Linked DNA regions of Homo sapiens: region 2 is linked to region 1. Evidence: chromatin contacts called from ENCODE Hi-C data. All regions are on one chromosome and are shown on one strand. Each heading gives the region's core, a stretch centred on a gene start or an enhancer-like site at or near the end of the contact. The rest is flanking DNA. Distances are from core to core; before and after follow the strand shown. Region 1 overlaps PPFIA3 (PPFI scaffold protein A3). Region 2 holds the start of C19orf85 (chromosome 19 open reading frame 85).

What was found. A loop is a pair of places that touch in the nucleus more often than their neighbours do. Pooled maps may share reads with other maps.
Region 2: a loop to region 1 is called in a pooled map of psoas muscle, with 7 times the contacts of the local background. The contact joins the promoter of C19orf85 here to the enhancer-like site in region 1. A Hi-C loop is called at or near these places in 2 of 50 pooled maps.

The regions. Positions count from the first base shown.
Region 1 is chr19:49,144,506-49,151,809 of GRCh38, forward strand. It overlaps PPFIA3 (PPFI scaffold protein A3), which reads left to right. Exons shown (of 30, transcript NM_003660.4): 22 at 1,438-1,500; 23 at 1,661-1,687; 24 at 3,578-3,753; 25 at 4,161-4,258; 26 at 4,488-4,663; 27 at 4,752-4,820; 28 at 5,042-5,213; 29 at 5,575-5,646; 30 at 5,731-6,521. The coding sequence ends at 5,633. HRC (histidine rich calcium binding protein) reads right to left here. Exons shown (of 6, transcript NM_002152.3): 5 at 7,012-7,048; 6 at 6,693-6,827. The coding sequence ends at 6,791. Among named protein-coding and RNA genes, the nearest start is that of HRC, 7.2 kb to the right of the region's middle. RefSeq lists enhancers at 5,018-5,237, 6,827-7,304. Within about 2 kb of position 5,991, at least 34 of the 41 ENCODE cell types and tissues checked have a DNase peak (open chromatin) inside an H3K27ac peak, as active enhancers do.
Region 2 is chr19:55,462,597-55,469,900 of GRCh38, forward strand. C19orf85 (chromosome 19 open reading frame 85) reads right to left here and starts at 2,155. Exons shown (of 2, transcript NM_001386794.1): 1 at 1,786-2,155; 2 at 405-1,371. The coding sequence starts at 1,958. The coding sequence ends at 876. RefSeq lists enhancers at 431-1,153, 1,876-2,598 and silencers at 5,257-5,486, 5,497-5,626.

The DNA.
Region 1 (7,304 bases), core at 4,741-7,240:
GAGTTCGAGACCAGCCTGGGCAACATGGCAAAACCCCATCTCTACTAAAAATACAAAAATTAGTCGGGTGTGGTGGCGTATACCTGTAGTCCTAGCTACTCAGGAGGCTGAGGTGGGAGGATCCTTTGAGCCCAGGAGGTCGAGGCTGCAGTGAGCTGTGATTGTCCCACTGTACTGCAGCCTGGGTGACAGAGAAAGAGTGCATCCAAAAAAAAAAAAGTTTAGAATTTTGGAGCATTTTGGATTTTGGATTTTCAGGTTGGGGATGCTCAGAGACCTGTACTTGAATGTAATTGGAGAAAGTCATAACATCTTAGCCCCCAAAATTACTTTAGTGGGTCTTTTTCTTCCTTGTAAACACCACATCCTTTATCACACCTAAGGGCATTCACATTGTTGTTAATTTCTTTTTCTTTTCTTTTCTTTCTTTTTTTTTTTTTTTTGAGATGGAGTTTCACTCTGTCGCCCAGGCTGGAGTGCAGTGGTGCGATCTTGGCTCACTGCAACCTCCGTCTCCCTGGTTCAAGTGATTCTCCTGCCTCAGCCTCCTGAGTAGCTGGGATTAAAGGCACACGCCACCATGCCCAGCTAATTTTTGTATTTTTAGTAGAGATAGGGTTTCACCAACGTTGGCCAGGCTGGTCTTGAACTCCTGACCTCAGGTGATCCACCCGCCTCTGCCTCCCGAAGTGCTAGACCACTCTCAGCCTAATTTTTGTATTTTTAGTAGAGATGGGGTTTCTCCAGGTTGGCCAGGCTAGTCTTCAATCTCCAAAAGTGATGTGCCCGCCTCAGCCTCCCAAAGTGCTGGCACTACAGGTGTGAGCCACCACGCCTGGCCACAGTTGTTAATTTCATTTACTATTCACTCTGTATTCAAATTTCCCCAACATACTTAAAATATGTTCATTGTTTCTCCCCCACTAGGACGAAAAGTGTCTGTCGTGTCCCTTGCCATATCCCACACCCTATGACGGTGACTGGTGCCTGACACTCACCAGAAGTACATAAATGTTTTTATCCTTGTATGGATTCCTAACTCGTGAGGTTGTTGGGAGCAGAAGCTCAATAAATGTGAACCCCCCCCGCCATACTCCCTAAACATTTGCACCATGGCTGTGTCTGTCCCCCACTTCTGAATCCTCATTCTGTACCTCTGTGTGAGGTCAGCGAGGTGACGTCATTTGCACAGGGCCACACAGCAAAATGCATGGCAGGGTCCCAATTCCAACCTGAATTTGTTCAACTCCAAAGTCACATTGCCTGGTACATGGCAGGTGCCCTATAATAAGAATCATTCCTTTTCTCTGTTACTGCTTGCCCCAGAAAGCAGGAGGGACATAAACGTGTGGCCCAGGGCCTTCAGGAGGACACCCTCCTTCCTCTCCCCCACGCGAAGCCCTCTCCCACCATCCATTAACACTCCCTGCCCCTCAGTCCACAGGAAACGTGTGGATGACACACGAGGAGATGGAGTCCCTTACGGCCACGACCAAGCCCGTGAGTGCCCCCTGCCGGCCGCCTTGGGGGTGGCACTAACCTTCTTTGGGGGTGGGGGCGGGGACCGAGTCTGTGGCCATCCCTAAGTCCGCTCCTTGCGTCCTCCTCTGCCTGCCCCTTAACTCACCCCTTCTCTCCCCTCTTCCTACTAACGGGTCAGGAGACCAAGGAGATCAGCTGGGAGCAGGTAGGGGGCGCGGGGCGGGGCGTGAGCGCATGAACAGGCTGTGCACGACGCATGGATGCCCCTCCTCCGAGCCCTGCCCCTGCCTTCACCAGAACATGCCATCATCCCCATGGGGGGGCGCTGCGCCAAGCTTGGCTCTGGACTGTTCCATTATGGCTTGGCGGTGGGGAGGGTAGAGGGGATGCGATGTGGAAGCCCAGACTGTTGCATAGTCAGCCTTATGCATGGACCATTTCATCATCGTGGGTTGTGGGGGCTCTAAGGGGCTTCAATTCTGTAGCTCAGGAGAGACTGAGCAGCCGGTGTCCCTATAGTGGAGGGGGCGGGGGCTACAGTGGACTGCTCAGTGTACCAGGGCCAAGGAGGACACACTGGCTGTGGTGGTGGTGAGGCAGCCAGGCTGAATGAGAAGTTGGGGAGGAGGAGCTACACTTTGTTCTCAAGAAACAAGAGGCGGCCGGGCGCAGTGGCTCACGCCTGTAATTCCAGCACTTTAGGAGGCTGAGGTGGGCAGATCACCTGAGGTCAGGAGTTTGAGACCAGTCTGGCCAACATGGTGAAACCCTGTGTCTACTAAAAATACAAAAATTAGCCGGGTGCAGTGGCTAGCGTATGTAATCCCAGCTACTTGGGAGGCTGAGGCAGGAGAATCGCTTGAACCCAGGAGGTAGAGGTTGCACTGAGCCGAGATTGCACCATTGTACTCCAGCCTGGGTGATAGAGCCAGATTCCATCTCATAAAAACCAAACAAATAAACTAACAAAAAAACCCAAGAGGCATGAACTCACTGTCCACGGAGGAATTATGTTTGACTGTGGTCATAGATCACATATTTCCAGCCAGGGGGAGGCGTGGATTTTGTGCTGATGCTGAAAGGAGTGAGGGACTTGGGACTCATCTGGAATATTGTCCTGGGCCAGATATAACATTAGACAAGTATTTTCAGGACATTGCAAGAGTGATGGCCCTTTCTTAGTGGGAGAGCTGCCTTGAAAGAGTCCATTGTCCTGACTTGGGGGTTTAGTGACGTTGGACTGCAGTGAGACAGAGTTAAAGCAGTGCTTCCCCAAATTTAATGTGTAGTGGGGTGGCACACACCTGTAGTCTCAGCTACTTGGAAGACTGAGGCAGGAGGACCGCTTGAGCCCACGAAGCTGAGGTCAACCTGGGCAACATAGTAAGACCCTGTCTCTAAAAAATAAACAAATACAGCCAGGCGCGGTGGCTCATGCCTGTAATCCCAGCACGTTGGGAGGCTGAGGTGGGCGGATCCCTTGAGGTCAGGAGTTTGAGACCAGCCTGGCCAACATGGTGAAACGCCGTCTCTACTAAAAAATACAAAAATTAGCCGGGCGTGGTGGCTCGTACCTGTAATCCCAGCTACTCGAAGGCTGAGGCAAGAGAATTGCTTGAACCTGGGATGGGGAGGTTGCAGTGAGACGAGATCGTGCCACCGCGCTCCAGCCTGGGTGACATAGCAGACTCTTTCAGAAAGAGAGAGAGAGAGAGAGAGAGAGAAAGAGAGAAAGAAAGAAATTTAAAAATAAATATAATGTATATTTCGAATCACCTGAGGGTCTTGTGAAAATGCCGATACCGACTTCAGTAGGTCTGGAGTAAGGTCTGAGATTCTGCAATTCCAGCAAGTCCACAGGTGATGGTGACGCTCTAGGTCTCAGGACAACTGTTTGAGTAGCCAAGAGTATATGCTGTCATGAAGGGCTAGGAGACAACTCTGGATTGGTCCATTATCCTGAGCAGAGATTGGTCATTGTCCTACCATGGGGTGGGAAAAAACCTTGGATTGGGAGGTTGGACTGTACCCCTCTCATGCACAGTGGGAAGGGGCCAGAGGGCCTGACTCTTCCCTCACCTGCCCATGGCCCCAGATCCTGGCATATGGCGACATGAACCACGAGTGGGTGGGGAACGACTGGCTGCCCAGCCTGGGGCTGCCCCAATACCGCAGCTACTTCATGGAGTCGCTGGTGGACGCTCGAATGTTAGATCACCTTAACAAGAAGGAGCTCCGGGGCCAACTCAAGATGGTGGACAGCTTTCACAGGTGGGGGCTGCCTGGCCAGTGGGGACAGTCCAAAGGGAAGCCCCACCCCAGAGAGTCTTTGGCCAATAGGATTGGCCATGGGAGATTCCCAGGCTTATCTTGGCCCTTTTAGCCTGAGTTCTCAGGAAATCCTGACTCTGTGCTCCTTTCACCAATGAGATGGTCCACAGGAAAAGTTCAGATCCTGAAATGGCTTGGCTAGTTAACCCTGGACCCCTTCCAGGCTGGCCAGTAGGAAGTGCCTATTATTGAAAATGCCTCACCTCCTGAGGGGGTCAACAGTCAATAGAACTTATCAGCTCCCCACCCTTTCCAAGAAGAGCGCAGCCAGTGGGGAGGGACCCGTAGGAGCAGCAGTCTAGGGGACTGGAAAGCTCATCCGTGACTCCACTTCCCCTGCTGCTCAGGGTGAGTCTACATTATGGGATTATGTGCCTGAAACGGCTCAACTATGACCGGAAGGACCTGGAGCGGAGGCGGGAAGAAAGTCAGACCCAGATCCGAGGTGAGTAGAGCCTAAGGGTCCCTTTGGGAGCCAGGTGGAGGGCGTGGAGCTGGATGGGGAGGAGAGGGGGTAGGGGGAGACCGGAGAAGCAAATTGGCACCATAACCGTGGGGGTGGAGCCAGCGTGGGGGGCGTGGCCCGAAGAGACCAAATGGAGGTGGAGGTATGGGCTAAACTGAACTCTCCAGGCCACGGGAGGGGCACGGCTGAGGGTCCCTTCCGTCCCCAGACGTGATGGTGTGGTCCAATGAGCGGGTCATGGGTTGGGTGTCCGGGCTGGGCCTGAAGGAATTTGCCACGAACCTCACGGAGAGCGGGGTACACGGGGCACTGCTCGCCCTGGACGAGACCTTCGACTACTCCGACCTGGCCTTGCTCCTGCAGATCCCCACGCAGAATGCACAGGTGAGCTGCCGCTGGGCCCGGAGCATGCTGGGCGTCCCCACCTCGCAGACTGCACGCTCCAACCGCCCCCTCCACCTCCTCTTTCCAGGCCCGGCAGCTTCTGGAGAAGGAATTCAGCAACCTTATCTCCTTAGGCACAGACAGGCGGCTGGACGAGGTGGGCGCGGCAACAGCTCAGAGGGCTCTGCTCCCAGCGGCTCCTCGAGAGGCTGAGCTGAGGGGGCGGGGCCTGACTATTAATGGTCACGGTTGGAGGCGGGGCCAGGAGAGGGGCGGGGTTAAAGGAGAGGTGAGACCCGGAGAGGGGTGGAGTCAAAGGAAGGGGCGGAGTCAGACAAGGCAGGAGTCCCTCACCGGCTGTCCGGCTCCTATACCTAGGACAGCGCCAAGTCTTTCAGCCGCTCCCCATCCTGGCGGAAGATGTTCCGGGAGAAGGACCTCCGAGGCGTAACTCCCGACTCAGCTGAGATGTTGCCCCCCAACTTTCGTTCGGCTGCAGCGGGAGCCCTGGGCTCTCCGGGGCTCCCTCTCCGCAAGCTGCAGCCAGAAGGTGGGGGGCTCCCAAATGCGACAGCCCTTCCTCGCTTCCCTAGGGTGGGGCATGGACCACCTCAGTAGTCCGGGTTCTGGAATGGCCTAGTCCTTTCTCGCCCACCCCTGAGGAATGGACTGCTCCAACGTTCCGGACTCCCCCGTCAGGATGAAATGGATAAATCCCACTCCCCCTTCCCAGGGCGGGAGTGAACTCGCCCAATGCGAGTTTGAGTCCTTGGCTGCGGGGAAGGGAGGGAAACCCATGTGGAGCCCGGCGATCGTTGTGACATCGGGAAGGGAAGTCCAAAGGGAGGAATCCTGGAGAGGAACAGGGAGGAGGGTGCTCCAGGCTGAACCGCTGCTCGCTCTCCCTCCAGGCCAGACTTCTGGGAGTTCCCGGGCAGACGGCGTTTCGGTCCGGACCTATTCCTGCTAGTGCAGGCCTCCAGGTGAGGACCGTGCTGGGCGACCTTGGGGGTGCGGGGCGGCACGGTGGATCTTCACTGCTCCACGCGCTGCCCGGCGTCATGCAGGTGACCTCACTCGGACGGAAGAATCTTCCCGAGGCTGGGCTGTTCCCTCTCCTGCCCGGACTGTGGCCTCGCCGGGGAGAGCGGGCGGGGGAGCTCGCGCCGAGGACTGGACCATCTGTACAGACCAGCGGGAGTGCGCGCGCCCGCCTCGCACAGGGCCGGGGCCTGGACCAAACCACATGAACTGGACTGAGAGGGGGAAGAAGCGGGGAGGAAGAAATCCCGCCCCAAACGTCCGCTTTCCTTTTCTCTACTTTGTAATTTATTGATCAGTTTCTGTTGGGAGACGGGTGTCCTTTACCCGCGGGAAGGGGGCGGGGCTTCCCTCCCGGGCCGCATGCGGGGAGAGGCTGCTCCCTCCCCTTTTTCCTGCCCAGTCGCGGGGCCCAAGTCTTCCTTCTTCGTCCGAAAGGAGGGGAGGGGGGACTCGCTGCTACAAGCCTCGCCCCCTGTGCCACTCAGCTCCGCCCCGCCGCGTCCGGTCGCCGGTCCCCCGGGTCATCTGCGGGCGGGTTCCCCTCTCCCTCCCCCGTGTCTCGTGTCCCCGGGGCCTCACCGCCCCCCGTGCTGTGGCCGTGTCCGTGCCCCGGGGGTAGGGGGCGCAGAATGGCGCTTCCCCTTCTCCTCTGGCTCCGGGGTTTGCATGGGAGAATCCTCTTTCCACGATGCCGCTGGGCGACGTGGCGTGGGGGCAGGGGGACGGTGGGGGAGCCCTCGCCCCCGACTCTCGGTCGGCCTCCCCGCCCCAGGCGTCACTCAGTGATCACGGGTAAAGAGAACTGTTTCAAAAAGCTTCCTTGTTGACTGATTTTTTTTTTGCGGGGGGGGGGGGGGCTGTTCAACCAACCACCTCGAGCCAGGAGTCCAGGCCCCTCATCCCTCAAGTCTAGGTCCAGGTCTCTAGACCCTACCCGCATTCCCCGATGCCCTGAGATTCCCAGACCCCACGTCTGACAATGAGGTTTCGGGGAGCACGTTTATTCGGAGAAATAAATATAGCTCGTGGAAAGGGGTTGGAAGGCAGGGGGAGGTACACCTGCGTCGCAGTCGAGCGACTGGGTCAGGGTTCCGGCGTTTCCAGCATGTCTGCCAGGGCCCTGGAGACGAGAACGCCAGAAGTTAGACAGCTGGTGTTCAAAGCCCACCCCAGGACGCTTAGAGATCATTAACCTGCCCATTTCATGGACGGGGAAATGGAGTCCCAGAGTCATCTGATAACTCATAGCGAGACAAGCACTTCTCTAAACGGGGCTTTTACACGCTCCCCTTTTACACACTTACTGATAAAGGGACGAGGAGAAATAGTCAACGTAGCTTCCTGTGGGACAGCAGAGAAAAGAGGCTTGAGGGGTACTGCACGAGCAAAATTAGGCAGCCACTCAGTATAGCGTGCGAGATTAGTGCTAGCTCCACCTCCTTTTCCCTAATTCCTTCTTCCAACTGAATCCCTTCTACCGGACCCCTTTTTCGTTCTGGGTGATTCCGTTCTCCAGTAGCCCCGCCCCTTCGATTCCTACTTGAGTTGGCCTCGCCCATTAGGCTCTAAGCCCGCATCTCAACCCTCCACTCATTTC
Region 2 (7,304 bases), core at 905-3,404, 6.3 Mb after region 1:
AGGTAGCCCTTCCATCAGGTCGCTGTTTTTAATTTTTTTGAAACATCAAAAAAAAGAAAAAAATTGCTCTATCACCCAGGCTGGAGTACCATGGTACGATCACAGCTTGCTGCAGCCTCAACCTCCCGGGCTCAAGCGATCCTCCCACCTCAGCCTCCTGAGTAGCTGGGACCACAGGTATGCGCCACCACACCTGACTAATTTTTTAATTTTTTTGTAAAGATGGAGGTCTCACTCTGTTGCCCAGGCTGGTTTTGAACTCCTGGGCTCAAGTGATCCGCCTGCCTTGGCCTCCCAGAGTGCTGCGATTACAGGTGTGAGCCGCCGCACCCGGCCTTGTGTTTTATTTTCTTTTCAGCACTAACTCCAATCTGAATTGGAAATGAATCTTGCTTTTTGAAAAATGCATGGATATACTCTTTTATTGTCTGTTCCCCGCCAAAACACACACATGCACACAGAACAGGGAGCTCCCTGAGGCAGGGGTCCCGTCTGCCTCGTTCACAGCTGAATCCTCAAGTCCTAGACCTGGGCCTGGCCCATAGTAGGCGCTCGATACATCTTTGGGAATAAATGACAGGAGAGCAGACATTAGGCAGAGGTGAGCCTGGGTGAGAGTGAGGGGTGGATGCCCAGATGGGGCTAGGCAGAAGGAAGGGGGAAGGCAGGAAAGCAAGAAGAGGTGGAGGTGGGGCCCCTGGGCCCAGGAGGAGACCCCTGAGGCAGTGGTCTGAAGTGGGGGTCTGGGTTGGTTTATTTTCCCAGGGGCTGCCAGGAAGGGAGTGGACAGGTTGGGGGCTCCTGGAGAGGGCTGTAGAGCCGTCGTGGAGGGGCCTCTGGCTTGTCCTGGGTTCTGGGCTGGGTTGTGATTGGCCTCATGGGGAGCTGGTCCCCCAACCCTCGGGGATCCCCTGAGAATCCCAGGCACGAGGCACCTCCCAGCAGTCCACCCAACCCCAGTCGGGAGCCACGAGATCAGCCTCTTCCCCCAGGGCATGCTGGGGAAGGGGCAGGGGGCCGCAGAAATGTGGGACCTGCCTCAGGTCCAGCTGGCCCAGGTCGCGATGGGACAGACCCGGCGCTGGCAGGGGAGCATCAGAACCAGAGGAGGGGTCCCATGGCATTGAGGCACACTCTGGGGTGAGCGCAATGTTGTCAAAGAGGTCGAGGGTAGAGGTGTCCAGGGCAGCGAGACTCAGGCTGGCGCTGGCATGGGGAGCCTCAGTGGGGGCCACAGCACAGGCCACTCCCAGGAAGGGGGATGGAGGCGGTGGGGGTGGCTTTTGGAGCGAGGGTCTCTGGGGAGGTGCCTCCTGGGACAGGATGGAGAGGGCCAGGCGCTGGGTGGCAGCCTCAATCTTGGTGAACTGCCTGTAAAGACAGATGTGAGCAGGCTGGTCTCTAACGCCTGAACTCAAGCGATCCTCCTGCCTCGGCCTTTCAAGGTGCTGGGATTGCAGGCTTGAGCCACCACCCCCGGCCAGCATATTTGCAAGGGTCACCTATGTGGTCGCATCACACCGTGCTAGTTATTTATTTTGGTGATTCCTGACCGTCCGCCACCCCCATGAAAACACAACCTCCACGACAGCAAGGAACTTTATCTGCTTTGCTAACTGGCCTGGCACACAGTAGGCACTCAATAAATGCACGTTGACTGTTGCTGGCATCCAGCCCTGGGGGCTGCTCCTCTCTGTCTGTACCTGGTCTCCCCCAGCCAAGGGTGCTGGTTGCTCCTTCCCCTCTTCCCCGTCCCGTGCCCACCTTCCCCACCAGCCCCCTCACCTGCAGATCTGGTTGTGCAGAAACCTTCTGTGGTTGGGCCGCCTCTTGGGGGGCCGGGTGCGCCGGGGCTGCAGGGCCCGCAGCATGTGGGCGGCCGCCCCGCTCACAAAGGCACACAGCTCCCGGGGGCCGGGCTCGGAGACCCCAGGGCCTTCGGGGACCCCGGGGTGCATGGCCAGGGTGGTCTGGAGTAACTCCCCACAATATTGCTGACCAAAGCACCCCCCAAATCTGTGAGCAGGGAGGGGCAGGGGACTCTGGAGGCCCAGGCACCCCGGGCTGGGGAGGAGGCAGGGCTGGGAATTGGGCCAAGGCCTCCCCACTGTGCCCTAACCCTGTCCCCACCTCCCAGGAGCCCGACCTGAAGTCTGAGGGAGCGGCAGGTGGGGGCTAATATAGGAAGGCAGGGAACAGGGAGGGGAGGGGGCTTTCTGGGGCCCTCTAAGTGCCCAATTAGCGCATAGTTGGACCTGGGATATGGACCTGGCGTGCGTCGGCGGGGGGCAGAGAATGGTGCCTGGAGATGGCCAATTAAGGGAACAAAGGCCTCGTTCGGGAGGCGAGGCCGCCAGTAAGTCAAATGCAGCGATTGAGCGTGGAGGACCCTTAATTGGAGCCGTGGGGAGGGGGCTGGGAGGGAGGGGAGCTGGGCTGCATCTGCCCACCCACCCTCAGACACACCTGTGCCTCCCTCCCTCTGCTCAGCCCAGCACCTTAGGAGGGGAAACCGAGGCTCCCAAAGGGGCTGGTGCGGGCCGAGGTCTCCAGCCAGCAGGAGGGGTTGGCTCCTGGAGGGTCACCCCCGAAATCCTGGGGCTCATAGAATCCTGAGCAGCAGAGTGAGGGAGGAGAGGGGGAAGGGTGTGGCAGGACGGGAGGGGACGGGAGAACAGGGCGCAGTCTCCCCCAGGGTGTTTTATTGAGGCACTGGGACCCCTGGTGTCTGTGGGAGGCAGAGGTTGGGCCGGGTCCCCTTGTTTCTGGAAGGGTGTTGGCCGGAGCGGGGACCCTGGGTCTCAGGTTGGGTAGGGGAGCACCGGGTGTGACAGCCTCAGTCTCTGCTTGGACCCCCACCCTCGGGGGTCTGCTCTGGGAAGCCAGGATGTTTCCCGAAATTGATGTAACAAATGACCACGGCTCAGTACCTAGAACCGCACGCGCTGATTCTCCTGCCTGAAGCAGGGATTTAAACCTGACATCATGAGTTTGCTTCCCAGGCCCGCTCACTGGCCAGCAGCACTATGGGCAAGGTCAGCAGTTGAGGTCCTACCAGGCCTAGGGTGGGGGCCAGCAGGCAGGTGGGGGCATATTGGGAGCTGGGGCTGAGTGCAGCCAGTGATGTTGCCAGAGGTCCAGTTTCCTGTCAGCAGGACATGGTGAGACCAGCTGCAGTAGGACAGACAGACACCCAGTGCCCTCACCAGCCATGGCACGTACACGTTGACTGCTACCCCTGCCATGCTCAACACTACCACTGTGCTGAACCACTGCACAGGTGGGGCTGCTGGGCCTGGTGTGGCTGGTGTCTGTGTTGGGGACACCATTGGCCTCCCATGTTTCTCTCGGGTGTCTCCAAGGGTCTCCAGCCTCCTAGACAGCCTCTTGTACTCTGCCCCTTGGTCCCTCTGCCTGCCAGCTGTCTGTGACTCACACTAGCCCCATTGCTATCTCTCCATCTCGCCCACCCTTGCTCGTTCCTCTTCTGCTCCTCCTGGCTTTCTGTCCATCCCTGGGTTATCCACAATTCTCTCAACTATCATCTATCTATCACCTGCCTATCTATGGATCTATCATCTATGTATGTGTGTATGTATGTATATATCTATTTTTAGAGACAGAGTCTGGCTCTGCCACCCAGGATGCACTGCAGTGGTGTGATCCTGGCTCACTGCAGCCTTGACCTCTTGGGCTCAAGGGGTCTTTCCACCTCAGCCTCCTGAGAAGCTAGGATTACAGGCACCTGCCACCATGCTTGGCTAATTTTTTTCTTTTGTAGAGATGGGGTCTCACTATGTTGCCCAGGCTGGTCTCAAACTTCTGGGTTCAAGTGATTCTCCTGCCTTGACCTCCCAAAGTGCTGCGGTCACAGGCGAGAGCCACCGTGCCCAGCCTCTCTCCTCTGTATTGTCTCTCTGACTTCATCTCTCCCATTTGTGTTCCGGTTCCTCTCCCTGTCTCTGTCTCTTTCACTGTCTCTGGAGTTTCTCTCAGTGTTTATGTTTTAGACTCTGAATGCTCTTCACTGCCTGTCTCTCAGCTTTTCTGTTTCTGTCTCTCTGTCTTCCCCAGGGCATGGTGTGTGTGTGTGTGTGTGTGTGTGTTTGTGCACGTGTGTGATTGTTACTGGATGGTACTGTGCAGTTCCAGTCTCCTGGTGTCCAAAACAAAGAATTGGATGAGACGCGCACAGACAGCAAAGGAAAGGAGCAAACGTTTATGAAGCACAGTATTCCACTCTCAGAGGGGAGAGCGGACTGAGCTCTCCGAGATGAGATCAGCCCCAGTTTGTTACATTTCATGGCCTTTTTTTTTTAAAGGACTCTTTTTAAATTTTTTTTTTATTTTTTATTTTTGAGATGGAGTCTTGCTCTGTCGCCCAGGCTGGAGTGCAGTGGTGCGATCTCAGCTCACTGCAACCTCCGCCTCCCGGGTTCAAGTGATTCTCCTGCTTCTACCTCTAGAGTAGCTGGGATCACAGGCGTGTACCACCATGCCCGGCGAACTTTTGTGTGTTTTTAGTAGAGGTGGGGTTTCACCATGTTGGCCAGGCTGGTCTCGAACTCCTGACCTCAAATGATCCGCCCGCCTCGGCCTCCCAAAGTGCCGGGATTACAGGCGTGAGCCACCGCGCCCGGCCGTACATTTCATGGCCTTTTATATGTTTTTCATCACTTCCTTAACCTCACTTTATCTCTTGTAAGTTAGTTGCTCATCCTTGCCTAATCTTTCTTTATCTCTTTTGACCAAATTGCTCATCTTTAGCTTTATTTTTCGTGGCCAAACTGCTACTGCAAGTCCTTCTGGCTTATTTTCCTTATCCTGCATGTTCCAACTCACTGCTTCCTCCCTTATTTCGCATGTCCTGCTTCTGCCATTTGACACGTTTTGCTTCTGCTTAAGCTAACCTATGTCCAACGGTCCCCTTCGCCCCCCGAATTTCTCTGCTATTCTCCTGCCTCAAGATGTCCGTGAGTCTGGTTCACGCCTGTGGTATTGGGGGTGGCCTGAAGGTGAAGGTTTCCTGTCCTGTTCTGCTCCAGGTCTCAGGTACAGAGGGAAGGGTCCAGGGTCCCTTGGCAAGAGGCCGAAGGGAGAAGACCCCTGGGTCTCTGGAGGATGGGAAGGGAAGGATTGGCTCTGAGGGCCGGGAAGGGGCCCGCCGCCACGTGGCTGGGGTATGACCTTTGCTACCTTGATACACACTTTATCGTGTGTATTCACATCTGGTAGCTCTTATTTCAAAATTTGCATTCCACAGTCCAGGGGCCAAGAGCAACATCCGCCGGCCAGCTCTGTCCCACTCAGGCCGGCCAGCAATGCACAGGGCGGCCGCCTGCAGGCTGCGGCCTCGGGACTGTCCACCAGGGGGCGCCCACCCGGCCGGTGCTGGGCGGCCCGGCTCAAGGGGTGCGGCCCGAGAACTTGGGGCCCTCTCCTGTCTCCTGTCATTGAGAACAATCAACCACAGCAGGGAGCTGGCTTCATGGGGTCTTTGTTGAGGACCTGCACTTCCAGGTGCTGGAAGGTCTTCCCCAGCCTCCTCTCCCCTATCCCAGCCCTTGAAATTCTGTGTGTGTTGGGGGTGGATTTAGTCATTCAACAAACATTTATTGAGCACCTTGCTTTACTGAGCAGTGGAGGAGGTGAAGTCAGAGAAGCCGAGGGGGCGCGGGGAGCAGACCTGCCGGGCTTTGTGAGCCAGGCAAGGGTTGGGCTATGAGGGTAAGCATGATGGAGAACCATAGAGGGTTTGGGGCAGGGTCTAACCCAACCTTCTTTGCAGGCCTTGCTACAGCTGGAATGTGGAGACCCCACCCTCCAATCCCCCTACAATCTGGATGGGGGTGTCAGGGCCAGGCCAGGAAGCCAGGGACAACCCAGGGTGTGTCCTTCCCTGTCCCCACCTGCTCATCTGCTATCTGCTCCCTCTCATCCAGTCATTGTGGGACCTTGTTTCCCTTAATTTTTTTTTTTTTTTCTGAGATGGAGTCTCGCTCTGTCGCCCAGGCTGGAGTGCAGTGGCGCGATCTCGGCTCACTGCAAGCTCCGCCTCCCAGGTTCACGCCATTCTCCTGCCTCAGCCTCCCAAGTAGCTGGGACTACAGGTGCCCGCCACCACGCCCGGCTAATTTTTTGTATTTTTAGTAGAGATGGGGTTTCACCGTGTTAGCCAGGATGGTCTCAATCTCCTGACCTCTTGATCCACCCGCCTCGGCCTCTCAATGTGCTGGGATTACAGGTATGAGCCACTGCATGCCTAGTCTTTTTTTTTTTTTTTTTGAGACAGAATCTCTCTCTGTCACCCAGGCTGGAGTGCAGTGGTGCAATCCTGGCTCACTGCAACTTCTGCCTCCTGGGTTCAAGAGAGTCTCCTGCCTCAGCCTCCCAAGTAGCTGGAATTACGGGCGTGCACCACCACGCCCAGCTAACTTTTGAATTTTTAGTAGAGACAGGGTTTCACCATGTTGGCCAGGCTGGTCTCGAACTCCTGACCTCAGGTGATCCGCCTGCCTTGGCCTCCCAAAGTGCTGGGATTATAGGCGTGAGCCGCCGCCCCTGGACCCCTTAAAATTTATTATAAAAATGTACAGATGGCAGAGTCACAATGCATCACCCTGGTGTTCCCAACCCAGACGCAGAGGGGCCAACCCTGTCGTATTTGGTTCACAACTCTTCTTCTGAGAGAAGGCAGGCCTTGGCTGCCTGTGTCCCCCCAGATTCAGATGTTGAAGTTGTAACCCCCATGCTCCAGAGTGAGACAGTATTAGGAGAAAGTCTTTAAAGAGGCAATTAATCTGAGTCTCTGTGGCTCACACCTGTAATCCCAGCACTTTGGGAGGCCGAGGCAGGTGGATCACCTGAGGTCGGGAGTTCGAGACCAGCCTGACCAACATGGAGAAACCCCGTCTCTACTAAAAATACAAAATTAGCCGGATGTGGTGGTTCATGCCTGTAATCCCAGCTTCTCCGGAAGCTGAGGCAGGAGAATCACTTGAACCTGGGAGATGGAGGTTTCAGTGAGCCGAGAGCACACCATTGCACTCCAGCCTGAGCAACAAAAGTGAAACTCCGTCTCGATGAAAGAAAAGAAAAGGGGCCGGACGCGGTGGCTCAGCCTGTAATCCCAGCACTTTGGGAGGCTGAGGCGGGCGGATCACAAGGTCAGGAGATCGAGACCATCCTGGCTAACACAGTGAAACCCCATCTCTACTAAAAATACAAAAAATTAGCCGGGCTTGGTGGCGGGCGCCTGTAGTCCCAGCTACTTGGGAGGCTGAGGCAGGAGAATGGCGTGAACC